Linked DNA regions of Homo sapiens: region 1 is linked to region 2. A link is a loop called in an ENCODE intact Hi-C map of the cell type or tissue named here. Cell type or tissue: Caco-2. All regions are shown on one strand. Each heading gives the region's core, and the rest is flanking DNA. Links, peaks and the distances in the headings are about the cores only.

Region 1 (5,367 bases), core at 226-5,225, 160 kb after region 2:
TCAGCAATTTCCATCGTGGAAAAACTGGGGGACAACAAAGTTAAACGCTTAGGAGTGGGAGGTCACTTGGGTCATAAATGACTGGCAAGTCCCACCTCTTTGTCACCCTGAGGTTCTCTGTGAGTTGTACGTAGGTTTATCCTTTTAATTTACCTACTTTCATTTCCAAGCACACAGCGACACTCCCTCCCTCCCAGGTCTGGGTTGGCCCAGCTTTGTGCCCAGGTCCCCCGGGGAGGGGGATGATAGTTGGCAGCAAGGACACACTCCTGCTTCTGGAAGGAGGTGGTGGAGACTCTCTGTACCCACCCCTCTCCCTCTCTTGTTTGGTAACCCAAATGTCCATGCACAAGCACAGTTAGGTCAGCCTTAAAGCGTGACCTGCAGGTGCAGGGTCTGAGCTGTGGAGGGGGATCACAGTTCCAGTTTCTGCCAGATCTGAGTTTCTGGTGAGAATTCCCCAGGGTGACCCTGTGGGGCGGGCCCAGTGCTGTCACCCGGATTCATGCTTGGCTCCCCAGGACAAGGGGCTAAATGTGGGACTGGCCTGCATCCAAGGAGGCCCCAAGGAGGAGGGGGCACCCCAGTCTTGTGGGCTGGCCGGGCACTCGCTCCCACCTGAGGGCATGTCTGGGGCTTCCTGCTGCCCCCTTGCAGACACTTCCCTCCATGCCTCTCTAGACATGACCCTTTCTCGAGGCCTTGCCCCTACCTGGCCCGGCCCCTCACCTGCGCAAGGAAGAAGTATCTGTAGATGTAGACAGAGGCGAACACGAGGCCCATGAGCAGCACGACCATGCCCATCGACAGGTAGCACACGCCGCCCACTGAGCCCCCCCTCTTGGATCGATGTTGTGGGGGCTGCTCCTCCTGTGGATAGCAATGCTGGGTCAGTGGGGGCCAGGGCCCCTCCCCTGGAAATCCCCCCTTCCCTAAGTCAGGCTTCACCTGCTGGCTGGGCCCGGAGGGAGTCTTGGGGGAAAGGGAGGGAAGGAGATGACACCTAGAAGGGAAAGGAAGGCCCACCAGGGTCACCCGGACTCGTCCTGGCTAAAGAGAAACCGAGACAAACCTCGAAAGAGAAAAGGAGACACACCTCGAAAGAGAAACCAAGACACACCTGGAAGCCACCGAAAGAGATGCAGTGGGTTCAGCAGGTGCATTTTGAGTTATCTGAGCTCTTAGGCCTCTTGCTTATACCAGCCGTGACCGTGGTATATTCTTTCAAACAGAAGATAGGGGATGTGCCGACCTGGCCTCGGTGACTTTAGGGACTTAGAAATCTCTGTAGGAATTGAGACACACCAGGCAGGCTGGGAGCTGCTGCTCTGGACGATGGGGAGCCCGGGAAGGCTTTTGAGCTGGGGAGTGACAAGATCCACTCTAAAACCAAGGTGCAGAGGGTAGACTAAAATGAGGACAATAGGAGGTGGGCAGGCTGTGTAAAGGCTGCTCAACTCCACCAAGGAGGCTGTGACTGATGGGGGCAGGGGCTCCAGGAGCCCCATGGGGTCTGGGCATGGGTGCTTGTCCCCAGCCAGGGAGCTCTAGGCCTGTGATCCACACTGGCCCCCCACAGGCACCGACCGGCAGTCAAGCAGGCTGTTACAAGTGGTGTAACAGCTACAGGATGAAGCCCGGAAGCTTCCATCCACCAGGGAGCTCCTGCCAGGAGAGAAATGTGGCTGTCCGGAAGGCCAGGCTAGAAGGATCCTGGAAAAATCTGCTCTGGGAGCCAGAATTGGGCTCAAGATCATAGCTGCAGGGCTGCCAAGAAGCCAACCTAACCCATCTCCAGGCCACACATGTGTGGGGTGGTGGACGTAGGTGTGTGAGTATAAAATTCAACAAAACTGCTTTACCCAGAGCACTGACGAGAGCCAGCCAGGTGAGCTTGGTCAATTTCCTGTCTCTTCTCCTCCCTACCTCCTATGCCTTCCCCCGGGCCCTTGCTCACCCTTGGAGATAATGCAAAAGCCCCGGGGCCAGTCTCTGCCTCCAATGTTCACCATTTAATCCTTCCTCCGTGGTGTCCACATACGGCCAAGAGTGAGGTTAGAGGTCAGTCCCTGCGGACTGCCGCAGTATTGGGGAGAGGAGGGGATCCAGCCCCAGAGCCTGAAGCTTCTCATTCTGGCTCTGCCACTACCTGCCTGCTTAGCACTTTCTGGGCCTCGGCTTCCCCATCTGCAAAATGAGCAGGTCAGACCAAGTGACCTCTCAGGCCCTTTCCGGCCAGGCGTTCTGGGATGGGAACAGATTTCCTTTCTCCCTTCCCCCTGGAGGGGGGTGGTTCAGGCCTAAGTGACTCAGGACAGGCCCTATCTCTCAGCACAGCACAGGGGTCCTGCCCTGGGGGCGCCTGCTTCGCTCCTCAGGTTTCACCTCCCACCCTTTTAGAGCACAGGGGAGTGTGGGGCCTGGGCCCTGGGGAGCTGAGGGTCTGACCCGCCCTGCTTAGGAAAAGGACAGAAAATGTCTGGAGGACCCCCCCTTCACTGCGGACATGCGTGAGCAGGTCAGCAGGCCCCCAGCATCCTCACCATGGGGTGCCCCTGCCTGTCCTGCACCCTCACACTCAAGTCTGCCCGCAAGGGAGCCTGCTGGGTGGGTGTGGGAGGTCAAACCACTGCCCGCACTGCCTGGCCCATGAGGAGGCCGGGGCCTCTCCCCACCTTGCCCTGCTTTAGGGGTCCCGTGATCATATGGACCACCTGCCCACTGTCATCTCCTCAGCAGCCAGGGGCACTAACCAAGGTCACCAGCAAGTGACGGGCATGGCCACAGTGCACAGGGCCCTCAGGAACAGCTGCTGGCCACAGGGGGTTGGGACTAAATGGCTTTGGTTTTCCAATGGACTCCCGGGAGCAGCAAGAGACGGGGGTGACACCTTCCGTTGGCATCTCCCAGGGATCGAACCACCCAGGAGCTCTTGCAAACCAGGCACCAGGGATGCCCTCCTGCCCCTCTGGCGCTCCTGAGCAGGTCTTAAGGAAAGGTGGCTGACCCTGACACAGGCCAGGCTGCCTACAGCAGCTGGGAAATCTGCCCTCGGGACACAACAAACACCAGGGCTCAGATTGTATTTAGGGGTCAAGTGGGGCTACAGGCCCAGCGGGGCCCTGCAACCTCCCCCTTCTCGGGTCTCCCATGCAAAATGTGGACAGACTCTGCGTGACAGGGGTTTTGCTGGGATTAAACGAGACAAAGAACCTAAAAGCCCTTTGTAAAGGATCAAGTGCTAGATAAAAATAGCAGATCTTTATCAGCCGAGCCTTTCCTTTTTAGGGCTGACTCTGTGGACAGCTGTTGAGGCTGCATTGTGGCCAGACTTTTGCTTCTGCATTCTGGAAAACCAGGGAAACTAGCTTGTGAGATTGCTAACAACCAGAAAGACAGAAAAGGGAAAAAAAAAAAAGTCAAAGCGCTACGTGGGAGAGCCCGAGGGCCTGCTCCACAAATCAAATTCACCGACAAGGTGAGGCCTGCTAGCTTTATGGCAAAGGGCAGCCTCGCCTTTCCGCCTTTCCGCCTTAATGCTGGTCTGCAGAACTTGAGCTGGGTCCCGTGTCTCCCTGTCCTGGGGGAGGGGCTGGGCTCGGAGGCCCCACCGAGGGAGGTTAGAGAAGACAGAGCAGGGAGAAGGTGAGGCTTCCACGGCCCCAGCTGAAGAGCAGCAGTGGCAGGTGTGGCAGAGAAGGGCAGGGGTTCCTGCCAAGACCCCTCACTGTGAAGGCTGGGGATCCCCCACCTTACCTAGACTGCGGGTGGGCACTTCTCTCTCATGGCCCTGCTGATGTCCCCCAGCACACACCCGGGCTCAGCCACGCTGCCACCCTCCCAGCTCCGCTCCAGCCTGCAGAGCCAAACCCTCAGAGGCACCATTATGAGCAGAAGTGCAGAAGGCAGCATTACAGGCTACCAGAAAGTAGACAGGAAAGCGCAGATGTCCCTGCTTGGAGGCGAAGGCATTTCCTCCATAAAGCCCCACACAGAGGCAGAACTCCTAAATCCCGCCCCAGCGCTGCCTCTGCCTACTGTGCCCAATCAACACCAAGGCTCAAACACCAAAGCCCTGGAACCCTCACTGTCCCTTTGGCCCTCAAAGCAGCCTGTGATCTCGGGGTATTTACACCTGTCTGGGGACAGTGGGGCATCAGGGAGCCTGGGCTCAACCCAGAGCCCTGGCCCCTTGGGATCCCTGGTGCCCAGCTCACTAGAAAGATGGCCGAATGGCCCACCTTCCTGAGACCCCAGCCGCACCACCTATCATGCTGGGGACCCAGAAAAATGTTGCTCCCCATAGGAAGCAGTTACTGACAGTGAGGTATCTGAGGAGGGGGGCTCCCATTTAGATAGTAGAAAAATATTGCATATTGTTTCCAAGGCAACAGAGCTCTCTGAGCGAAGGGCGCATGAGCCGGAAGTCCAGGGACCCGAGAGAGGCCTGGGCCTCTCCCTGCAGGCTTAAACTGAGACCCACAGGGGCACTCATTAAATGATTTACCAAAGCCAGGGCCAAAATGGTCAGGGGGAAACCAGCCAACTGTAGCATTAACTCGGCAGACCCCCACAGCTGGAAGGGAGCGCTCCCGGGCCCCATCCCCCAGTAACAATGTCCAAATTAACTGCAAGCCGATTTAACGATGATTGCAGATTGCAGCCTGCCTGGAGGGGTTCGGCAGCCAGAAACGCACTCCTGAGGCCCAGGCTGAGAACAGGGAAGATGGGGGTTGGGGAGGCAGTCTCATCTCACCTCCCCCACATCTCTCCTGGTCCTCAGCAGCTTTCTTTCCCAGGCTCCAGACCACAGAGGCCAGGGCACCCACCGAGTGTGTGTGTCTTGTATGTGTTCAAGACAGAGCCTAGCTGGGGGAGAGGAGAGTGGGCAAACACTGTCCACCTGAGCACACAGAGCCCAGTGGTCCAGAGGCACAGATGCCATCTGCCAACAGGGTCAGGGGTCCCCATCACTCTCCTGTCCTCCCTTCCAGACTGCAGGCCCCACGGGCAGCATCTGTGCAGATGCGCTCTCGGCTTGGCTGGGCCAGGCGAATTCCCTCTTCTCTTCCATCCCTGATAGTCAAGGCATCTCCAGACAACAAAAGCTCACTGCTGGAAGAGCCCTCATGGGGAGAGGGAACTTGGAGAGAGTGGGGCGGTGGACAGAGGGGCTGGCCAGGTTGTGCCTCTGTGATTTCACCATAAACATTTTTTCTCCACACTAAGAGAAACTCATCCTCACTGGCAATCTGCTGACGGTCTTGAAACATGCAAGGACTGCTGAGAGAAGAGAGCAGAAATGAGGGAATGGAGAGAGAAGCGGCAGGAAAGCAGAGAAGCCACCGTGGGGCCTGCCGGGGCGCC
Region 2 (5,367 bases), core at 120-5,119:
GCAGCACCTGCCCGCGGCCCCCCGCCGCTTCCACCAACGCCTGGAAGGGCGGCTCGGCAGGGCGCGCAAGCCGGGCCGCCAGCGCCTCCAGCTCGCGCTCCATGCTGGCCGCCGCCCGCCCTCTGCGGCCGCCGCGGCCCGGGCGCACCCGCTGCCCGCCTCTCGGGGCGGTGGCGCCCCGGCACAGAGGACACGCCCCCGAGGGCCGAGCCCAGCCGGACCCCCGGGCCCCCGGGCGGGGCCTCTGTGTGCACGCGCCCCTGGGCGCAGCCCGCATCGCGGGCCCGGGTGGGAGGAAGAGGGCTTTCTCCTCAGCCCTCCAAGGGTGGCTCCTCCCGAAGTCCCTGCGCAGACGCGGGGAAACAGAGAGTCATTCATTCATTCATTTGTTCGTCCATCCCACACATACTTACTGCGCACCTACTATGTGCAGGCGCTGGGCAGCCGAGGTTGGGAAGACAGACAATTATCCCCTCACTAGATAAGATCGTTTGGAGACCTGGAGCAGAGTCCTGCACAGTTTGGGGTCTTGCCGAGGTGGGGTGGGAGGTAGGGGGGTAGGGGGCGGAGGGCGCAGAAGTGGGTAGGAAGGTGAGATAAAAGAGAACACGCAGGGGTTATTTCTGCCACCCAGCTTTCCTTTTGGGCTTCAACATTTAGCAAAAACTGACCGAGGGTCCATTATTTCCACAAATACTTATTGTACCACCCCAGGCGCTGGGGTTGAAACCCAGACTGTTTCCGTAAAGCAGAAAGTCTAGGGGGCCAGATGCAGGACACGGATGGTGCTCTGATCTGCGTGGGGAGCAAGGGGCCAGCCAGGTCAGAAGCAGGAATGCATTTCCCTTCCTTCTAAGGATCTAGGTCAGCCTTGTCCAATAGAACATTCTGTGATGATGGAAAACTTTTTTATTGTCTGCACCATATGTGACTATTATTGAGTACCTGAAATCTGGCGAGTGCAACTGAAGAACTGAGTATTACATTTCACGTAATTTGTAATGAAATGTAAAATTAAAGCAGAAAGTGACAAGATGATAATGTACTTAAAGGGCTGGCACCTTTCTCTGAATAGTACCCTAAAGACGCCGCAGAAGCAAGAGGGGAGTTGGTAAGGACTCTGAGAAACCAATGTAAAACCAGGGAAGGCCTGTCGCCTCCTCCCCTCAGTGCCATAGAAGGGGGATAGGCTGAGTGAACGCTATACACTTGTGCTCTTTTCTTTGCTTGCATTGGCCTGAGTAGACCATTTCTCAACCCCATCTCCCCAGCACTGCTGGGAGGCAGAAAACAGCTGTGCTAGCCAGGGATGGCATATCAGGCTGGGGCTAGCAGCACAGAAAAACCAGACCCGGCAGCCTCTTCTTCCCACTTCATGGGTCAGGAATTCCAACCACGAGACCTGCCTCATGAAAGAGGATTGGCCAGGGGAGAGTGCCCAGAAGCTCCCTGAGTGGGGTGTCTGGTGTGTGTGAGGGTGGCACATGGGGAGTGGCTACATTCACATTTGATGCCAGAGGCAAGTCCCATCACACCCCCATTCCTTAAGCTCCCAGGTGGGATATATAGGAAGAGCCTAGGTTTTAGTCTCTTCCAGGTGTACCTATCGCCAACCAAAGTAGCTGATATCTAGGGAAACATGAATTCACTGGGAAAAATAATTAGACTTCTGGGGCCGGGCGCTGTGGCTTGTGTCTGTAATCCCAGCACTTTGGGAGGCCAAGGCAGGTGGATCACCTGAGGTCGGGGATTGGAGGCCAGCCTGACCAACATGGAGAAACCCAGTCTCTACTAAAAATACAAAATTAGCCAGGCATGGTGGTGCATGCCTGTAGTCCCAGCTACTTGGGAGGCTAAGGCAGGAGAATGGCTTGAACCCAGGAGGTGGAGGTTTTGGTGAGCTGAGATCGTGCCATTGCACTCCAGCCTGGGCATCAAGAGCGAAACTCTGTCTCAAAAAATAAATAAATGAATAAAATAAAATAAAAAATAAAAAACAGTTAGGCTTCTGGAAAGTATAAAACAAAGCAGGTTTAATGGATATATGAATTAAGATTCATTTCTTAATAACACAGACAACACTAATAACAATGAAAATTTCTTTTTCTCTTTTGTAGACGTTTGGGGATGGACAGTTTATGGCTGAAATAGTATAATAGTTCTGCTTTACTAGGTGTTTGAAGACTCAGATTTCATACCAAGTCACTATTGCCCTCTGACATCTTCATAATCCAAATTGGCTGCTAAAGCTTGGGCCATCACACCTGTATTCCCAGAAGCTGGGTAGTAGAAGGACTGAGGAAGGAACAAAAATCTGGTTGACTTCAGATTTCTTAGCAACAACATTGGGTTTAAGAAAAAATGGAAAAATTGTTTTAAAGTATCAAAGAAAAATAACTTTGACCCTAGATTTGGATTTCTAGCTAAATTATCAGGTATATAAAGAATCAGAAGGCGTATCACATATAGCCCCTCTTTGAAAACACTATTGGAGGAAGTGCCCTATCAAAAAGGGAACTAAATCTGGCTGGGCATGGTGGCTCACTCCTGTTACCCCAGCACTTTGTAGACTGAGGCTGGCAGATCATCTGAAGTCAGGAGTTCAAGACCAGCCTGGCCAAAATGGTGAAACCCCGTCTCCAATAAAAATACAAAAATTAGCTGGGCATGGTGGTGTGTGCCTGTAATCCCAGCTACTTGGGAGGCTGAGGCAGGAGACTCGCTTGAACCCAGGAGACGGAGGTTGCGGTGAGCCAAGATTATACCAGTGTACTCCAGCCTGGGTGACAGAGTGAGACTATCTTAAAAAAAAAAAAAAAAAAAGAGGAACTAAGAGTGCTCAATAATAGCAAGTAAGAGGGATTAAATCACTTGTCTAAATAACAGTGCAAGGCCATGCCAGCAAAGCACAGCCTAAGTGGGTATAATAAACTGGGAGGGTGGGTGGCAGAGCCAGGGTGAAACCTACAAGTTGACCAGAAAGGGAATTAACCCCATCCAGGTCACCTCTGAGGAAGAGAGAAAGACAAGTTCTAGAGAAGCACTGTCAGGTATACTGGGATTTTTAGCACATTCTTACAAGGCTTGTCTAAAACCAACATGCTCTGCCTCCTGAACTATATATTCTCAGCCTCTAAATCTCCACAACTAATTACAAATTTCCATAGGCGGGATGCGGGATGGATCAGAGGGGGGTGGAATGTTAAACGAAGGTTGGAGTCCAGGGCCAGTAAAGTTTATCTTTATCTGTGTTATTTACACAGCAAAGGTTCTGGTATTAAATTAACAGGAAACTGCAAAGATCTTTTTTTTTTTTTTAAAAAAAGGCAAGATGCCAAGAATATTTCTTCCTCCTCTCCCACCGCACCTTAGAAAAACATCATAAAATTAATGGACTTCTTCTTTCTCTGGTGTTCAATGAAGATATAAAGTAAACTGGGATTTTTGAAATACTTTACCTCTTCATGTTCATTTAAACAGAATTTGGTGGGAATCAAGTGATAAGAGACTGGTGTGGTGGCTCACACCTGTAATCCCGGTACTTTGGGAAACTGAGGTGGAAGGATTTCTTGAGCCCAGGAGTTTTAGACCAGCCTGGGCATCATAGCGAGACCCCATCCCTAAATAAACAAACAAACAAAAATCAAACAGCTAGTTGGGTATGGCAGTGTGTATCTAGTCACAGTTACTCCTTGGGAGGTTGGGGTGGGTGGATGGCTTGAGCCCGAGAGGTCGAGGCTGCAGTGAGCCGTGATTGTGCCACTGCACTCCAGCCTGGGTGAGAGATCAAGGACTTGTCTCAAAAAAAAAAAAAAAAAAAAAAAAGTGACCAGAAAGTGTTGGTTTGGAAAACAAGGAGTAATCTCCCTCTAGTTGCTTGCCAGCTCCTTTTCCCTCTTTACTCACACTCTGTCACCCTATTCTCCTCTCCTTCTTTCTTCCTTTCCCCGCTTCCCCTCTCCCCACCTCCCCCTTTCTCTCTTCTTTCCTTTCCTTCCTCTCTTCTCTCCCTGTACTTTTCCGCTTTTTCCCTAAGATGTTTGATTTGGGGGCTAAAAGGAAGGCTGGACCTGGGGAGACTTTCTGGCTTCCTGGGGAGCTGGGTGGAGGGAGGAAGATCTTTAACATGAGGAAGACCTCAGAGGGAAAGGAAATTGGAGGAGCCCCCAGGACCCACGGAGGAAAGAGGCTGAGGTGGGAAGAGGGGCTGGAAACTTGAAACTGGGTCTAACAAGTGCTGGGTGCCCCTGAGGTGGAGCAGGCCTGCTCGCTGGTGTGCTGGGACTTCGTTTCCTCCTCTGCCAGGCCCAGGCTGGTTCCCATGAGGGCACCAGGAATGCAGATCTCTGTGCCAGCTGGTGTTCTTATGGGGGTCAAATATCTCAATTTCGCCTGAACTTTAGGGGTCTGGTGAAGGTTTGTTAACCCACTTATGCAGGAGGTTGCAATTTTTTGAATTGCAGACATGTGTGAAAAATCAGACCTTGGCAATGACCTTGAGCAGCAGGAAATAAATAACTCCCACATGCTTAGCGTTCCAATAATGGAACACTAGGAATAAATGGGATTGAAGAAGCCTGCAGGAAATGCTGACGGGCAGAGACCAGGCTTCAGTGCCTATCATGCTCCTGCTGAGCCCTGGACTAGTCAGTGGTGCCAGGAGGAGGGGCAGGCAGGCCCCCAGGACACACCTGTACTGGCTGAGGGCATCACAGTGGGGGCAGTCCTCCGTCAGCCAACACCTGGCACATAACTGTGGGGAGAGTGTCTACACCTGTCACCTTGGTGGCCACAGCTGCAAGGTGACTTCGTGGGGATCTGTGAGCATCTGAGGCCCCAGTAGGGGTGAGGAGGAGAACAGCAGCTCATTTGTGCAGCAAGGACATATGGTGACTTCGAAGCCACTCAATTTGGGCCTCCTTTCAAATCTACTGGGCCAGATCAAGTTAGAGCTTCAGTGTAAGTCTCCCAAGGTCCCCTCCTGGGAGAATGGCACCAGCCAAAATTGGCCAGGAAGAAACCATGGTCTCTAAGAGTTGAATGGGACCCTGGTTGGCCTTTCCCTCCCCCAGGACAGGGCTGCACCAACTGCACCCAAGCTGGCACCTCAACTGTCAGGCCCATTGAGGTTAAAGTGGAGCAAAGAGCAGTTATTACTGGAGGCAACCTTATTCCTCCCCCAAGTCTCAGAGCAGGTGCCCTTTTATAGACTATCAAATACAATGTGAGCTGTATCTGTGGGGTGGGCATGAGGGCCGGTGCCCACCACAGACGCCCTGCCCCTGTACCTGTATGTCTCATTCTGTTCACTTTCTGCAGCTCCTCGGTCCCCGGCTGATGAAAAAATAGGAAGTGTGCAAGTGTTGG

The links. A loop is a pair of places that touch in the nucleus more often than their neighbours do. Peaks named below come from ENCODE experiments on the same cell type or tissue, not always from the same donor. Only the 100,000 strongest peaks of a DNase experiment are listed, where the experiment ranks them.
Region 1: a loop joins it to region 2, with 8 times the contacts of the local background. A loop is called at or near these places in 3 of 110 quality-filtered maps.

Annotation. Positions count from the first base shown.
Region 1 is chr2:230,868,920-230,874,286 of GRCh38, reverse strand. ITM2C (integral membrane protein 2C) reads right to left here. Exons shown (of 6, transcript NM_030926.6): 2 at 730-870. Among named protein-coding and RNA genes, the nearest start is that of ITM2C, 6.7 kb to the right of the region's middle. RefSeq lists a silencer at 7-76 and enhancers at 437-756, 957-1,496, 3,422-4,079, 4,080-4,737. In Caco-2, for the core only: no CTCF peak of the experiment used is centred there; DNase peaks (open chromatin) are centred at 1,975, 3,196 and 3,506.
Region 2 is chr2:231,032,302-231,037,668 of GRCh38, reverse strand. It overlaps C2orf72 (chromosome 2 open reading frame 72), which reads right to left and starts at 146. Exons shown (of 3, transcript NM_001144994.2): 1 at 1-146. The coding sequence starts at 103. In Caco-2, for the core only: no CTCF peak of the experiment used is centred there; DNase peaks (open chromatin) are centred at 278, 3,178 and 3,728; H3K4me3 peaks cover 751 bases.